Regions from separate parts of the Homo sapiens genome. Here region 2 is linked to region 1. Evidence: read pairs that join two places in POLR2A ChIA-PET (ENCODE). Cell type or tissue: HepG2. All regions are shown on one strand.

Region 1 (2,500 bases):
CCTGTTATACCCCCCTGTCCCCACTCTCTAGCACCCCAGATCCCCAGGTGTCCTCCCTGCTGTGCTTCTCCCTCTGTTCTCCTTGCCACCAGCACCACTCTGCTCTGTCTGCCCTGGCTCCAAATCCCTCCTCCTCTCCCTCACCCTGATGAGCCTCCCTCTTTGCTGTCCCTCTCCCTACCTTGCTGTCCTTCATCTCTCTGTACATCCAGCTTTTCTCTACATTTCTGCACTTGCTTTTCTCCTCCTGCTTTCTTATCGTTTTCTTTTCACTTTTGCTGTCTCTTGGCAAATCCCTCACCCATCCTCTACTTTGCCATCTGTTATAGGTCTTTCTCATTCTTCTTTTCTGTCTCAGGTTTTCCACTGCTCTCTGTCCGTCTCCTGATCCCTTTGGCCCACACAGTCACAGGAGGGTTTGGAGTAAGACGCCTGCATCCCGGGGGAGCGCATTTTCCAGGGGCTGGAGCTGGGCAGGCAGTAACACCCCGCGTCACAGGACAGGCCCCGGGCACCTCCCCAACGCGGGCTCAGGGGAAGCGGTGATTGTGGAGGCGAAACCCGTGGAGCAGCAGGGCCCGGCACAAGGAGGGAGGTGAAGGGGCGACAGCACCTTAAGGCAAGGGTGGGGTCTGCAGGATCCTAGGACCAGGCAGAGGACGCGGCCTTTCCGGGACTGGGGCAGCGGCGCTGGGCTCCAGGGGCCGACAAAGGCGAGAATCCACCTCTCAGGTGAGGACTTTAAAAAGCGCGGGGCGGGAGGAGTCAGAAAAAGGTTTACAGCAGGAAAACTACAGGTTAGAAAGTGTATACATTGCCCTGTAGCAGAAACACCCGGGACGGGACCAGCCTCAGGGGGACCTTAAACCCAAAAGGAACCGACCCACGGCCTCTCACGAGGTCGTCTCAATTTGCTCTGAGTGAAGGAAGACGGCTGAGAATTTCCAGGTTTGTGGGGATCCCAAGTCCCAGGTACAGAAGCGCCAGGAACCTGGAAGAGCAGACTTAATACAAGACAGGGCGAAACTCACGCGCCGCGGTGGCACCGTCACTCCACGCTATCCGCTTCCTGGTCTGCACGAATCTGCGCGCGCAGAGCAGAAGCCAGGCCTGGGCGGGACCCGCAAGGAGGTGGGCGGGGCCTGGACGAGGCAGGGGCGGGGCGCGAGGCGGAGAGACCTTGCGCTTTAGAGCCGGCAGAGGGCGGGGCCGGGGCGTGACCGGTGCTCCTCTCAGCTTCTCTCCTAGCACCTGTTTTCGGGTGGTGAAGGTGAGACCGCCCAGGAAGGCTGACGCATGGACTCAAAAGCCCTGGAATTGTCTGGAACGGGATACAAACTAGAATGTAAAATGCAAGGCCCTGCCTGGGCGGAACGTACGATTTCATGCTGACGGCCCACAGAACAGAACAGAAATCCTCTCCCTTTCTATTCTCCACTCACTCAGGAGGGAGAGTCCACCCCGTGCTCAGCTGCAGAGACTTCCCTAGGGCCTCCCCCTGGGATGCGGGACGGAATGCTCAGGCCAGCCAGGGGCGACCTGCTGGATAAACACAGCAAGGATTCAGGCGCGGGGGCGGGAGCCTGAGTTCCCAGCTACTCAGGAAGCAGCGGCGAGAGGATCGCTGAGCCTGGGGGTCCAGGCCAGCCTGGGCGACAAAGTAACACCCCTCCCTCAGGACTCCCTCCCTCGTCTCTCTCTCTTTTTTTCTCCATTTTTTAACGTTAAAATAAAATTTTGATTGTGTGAGATAGGGATACATTATTCTTTTCCATGTGGATATCCAGTTAGTTGTCCCAGCACATTTGTAGAAGAGATCTATTACTTTCTTTTATTTATTTACTTATTTCTTTTCTTTTATTTTGAGACAGAGCATTTCTCTGTCGCCCAGGCTGGAGTGCAGTGGCAGGAACTGGGCTCACTGCAGCCTCTGCCTCCTGGGTTCAAGCGATTCCCCTGCCTCAGCCTCCGGAGTACCTGCCATTACAGGCGCGTGCCACCATGCCCGGCTAATTTTTGTATTTTTGTAGGTGGGTTCCCCATGTTGGCCAGCTGGTCTCAACCTCCTGACTTCAAGTGATCCACCTGCCTCGGCCTCCCAAAGTACTGGGATTACAGGCGTGAGCCACTGTGCCTGGCCCCCCCAAAATACTTTTTACTTCACTGTCTAATTGTTGAGAAAATATAATTGAAAACAAACAAAAAGTCTTTCTCCAAATGAGAAATCATCTCCACGATGATCATAGAGAAAGAAATTAAAACCATTTCATTAATAAATAAGCCTTAGACCAGATTGTGATGCGAAATACAGGCAAACAGCTAAGAGGTTGAAAAAAGAGAAAGAAACTTTACTGTTCTATACAACCCATTAAGGACATGTTTTCAAGATAAACGCTAATCAGTCCTCAGGGAAGAGGACTTGACAACACTCTTGGTCACACATAGTTCATCCTGACTCTACTTGGTAATGGAGGTGACCATCTGTGTCAGCTAATTAGCT
Region 2 (2,500 bases), 140 kb before region 1:
CTTCCTTTTAAGCATTTAAAAAATTCCCACACAGGTAAGTCAGACTGTTTATTACAGTTATTCACTTAGGTTGCCCAAAACACCTAAGGCTTTCTCCGATTCTGGGGTATGTGATCATCTCCTACTTCCATACTGGAAGATCTTCATATTTATTACCATCCATAACCCTGCCTTTCCCCCGTTCCTGATTTTTTTTTTTTTTTTTTTTTGAGACAGAGTCTTGCTCTGTTGCCCAGGCTGGAGTGCAGTGGCATGATCTTGGCTCACTGCAACCTCCATCTCCTGGGTTCAAGCAATTCTCCTGCCTCAGCCTACCAAGTAGCTGGGATTATGGACACATGCCACCATAGCCTGCTAATTTTGGTATTTTTAGTACAGATGAGGTTTTACCATGTTGGTCAGGTTGGTTTTGAACTCCTGACCACAAGTGATCCACCCACCTGGGCCTCCCAAAGTGCTGGGATTACAGGTGTGAGCCACCACACCCGGCCCCCTGTTTCTGATTTAGAGGATAAGGATGTCAGATGACTTAGAATCATCTTGTGGTCTGAGAGATCCATTCAATAATAAAATTTATCCTCCAGTTTCCCGGCAGGAACATGACCTCTGTTCAAAGGTCCTAATCACAGCCCCATCCCTTTCCAAAAGTCCCATAAAGCTTGGGATCTGAGCACATACTAAGACAGACCGGCGAATATGAGCATTCCCTCTTATCTACGCAGAAAACATGATCAGTGGAGGATCTGTTTCTCATGTGGTCAGATGGGACCAACATATCTAACTCATCAAACCACAGACTTGACTTAAATATTTCCCTCAAAGGACTTTGCTACTTCACTGCTCCAAAATTACCCTTGCCAAAAAAGGGAGCAAACAGGAGATACTTAATCACCTGCTCAGTGATTTCCCAAAAAGGCAGACACGGAGCTACGTGGCATTATCATTCACTGGAATAGAAAGAGCTGGGAAACAGGTAATTATAAAGAGCTTGACTAGATAAAAGGCTTCAGATAATTCACAAGCAGATGCACAGAACGCAAATATCATAGCTCAAGAAGGAAAGAGAAATATACACTTACCTGGGCCATTGTTTTAGAACTGAAGAACTGATCAGTCTTCTCGGGGTTTCCACTGAAGAAGACAAATTCCGAGAGGCTAGAGCTAGGGGTGGAAAAAAAGAGATTAAAACGAGGTGCATCTGGGGTCCCCATAGTGATGTAATATGACCTTTTGGCTCCTCTGTCTTGGCTTCCCAACACAAACACATAACCGTGACATATCTGGGAAAGGTGAAGAGTATCATGGATCAGGCCAGGTGCGGTGGCTCACGCCTGTAATCCCAGCACTTTGGGAGGCCGAGGTGGGTGGATCACAAGGTTAGGAGATCGAGACCATCTTGGCTAACACGGTGAAACCCTGCCTCTACTAAAAATACAAAAAATTAGCCGGATGTGGTGGCACGTGCCTGTAGTCCCAGCTACTTGGGAGGTTGAGGCAGGGGAATCGCTTGAACCCGGGAGGCGGAGGTTGCAGTGAGCTGAGATTGCGTCACTGCACTCCAGCCTCTGGTGACAGAGCAAGATTCTGTCTCAAAAAAAAAAAAAAAAAAAAAAAAGAGTATCATGGATCAAACCTAAACCAAGCTCTCAATGAAACCTCAGGAAACCTAGCTGCACACAGCAGAGGAGGCTTTACTTTTTTTTTTTTTTGCGCCTCAAAGACAGGCCCAGACAATTTAACAGGAGGGCTCCATTTCTGGCCAGCTCCCTGTCGGGGACGGATGGGTGGGATGTAGTAAAGAATGTGTACTTGCCTAAAAAGTAGTCTGGCCTTTGCCCTCTGGTGCTGAAAGGTAATCTATATTACCTCTAAGAGGAATGTCTTTGTTTCTGATGGGGGCTTGCTATGCCAGAAATACTAATCAAGGGATTCGGGGTAGGAGCTTTTGGTCACGCAGTATCAGCTGACCTGGACACTAAGATTAACCATGTAGACAGTTAATCCACCAACCAGTCAATCATGTCTACATGCTGAGGCCCCAATAAAAACTTCCAACATCAGAGCTCTGGTGAGCTTCTCTAGTTGGCGATAGTTGGTGCCTGTTGTCACACATCAAAGACAGCAGAGTAATGAGTCCTGACTCCACAGGGAGAAGACACCAGAAGCTCTGTGTCTGGAACCCTCCTGGACTTCAACTTACGTACTTTTTTTTTTTTTTTTTGAACGGAGTCTCACTCTGTTGCCCAGGCTGGAGTGCAGTGGCACGATCTCGGCCTACCACAACCTCTGCCTCCCGGGTTCAAGCGATTCTCCTCAGCCTCCTGAGTAGCTGGGACTATAGGCACATGCCACCATGTCCAGCTAATTTTTGTATTTTTAGTAGAGATGGGGTTTCACCATGTTGGCCAGGCTGGTCTCAAACTCCCGACCTCGTGATCTGCCCTCCTTGTCCTCCCAAAGCGTTGGGATTACAGGCATGAGCCACCACACCTGGCCACGT

Evidence for each region. ChIA-PET counts read pairs that join two places held together with the same protein. Peaks named below come from ENCODE experiments on the same cell type or tissue, not always from the same donor. Only the 100,000 strongest peaks of a DNase experiment are listed, where the experiment ranks them.
Region 2: POLR2A ChIA-PET joins it to region 1 with 5 read pairs; 2 of 35 experiments call an interaction of 5 or more read pairs at or near these places.

Annotation. Positions count from the first base shown.
Region 1 is chr19:53,430,560-53,433,059 of GRCh38, reverse strand. All of the region lies in intron 9 of ZNF765-ZNF761 (ZNF765-ZNF761 readthrough), which reads right to left. It overlaps ZNF761 (zinc finger protein 761), which reads right to left and starts at 1,076. Exons shown (of 5, transcript NM_001289951.2): 1 at 1,032-1,076. It also overlaps the pseudogene TPM3P9. RefSeq lists a silencer at 1,120-1,199. In HepG2, no CTCF peak of the experiment used is centred here; DNase peaks (open chromatin) are centred at 1,189 and 1,529; H3K4me3 peaks cover 1,654 bases.
Region 2 is chr19:53,567,965-53,570,464 of GRCh38, reverse strand. ZNF331 (zinc finger protein 331) reads right to left here. Exons shown (of 6, transcript NM_001079906.2): 4 at 1,080-1,161. The coding sequence starts at 1,088. Among named protein-coding and RNA genes, the nearest start is that of ZNF331, 31 kb to the right of the region's middle. In HepG2, no CTCF peak of the experiment used is centred here; no DNase peak of the experiment used is centred here.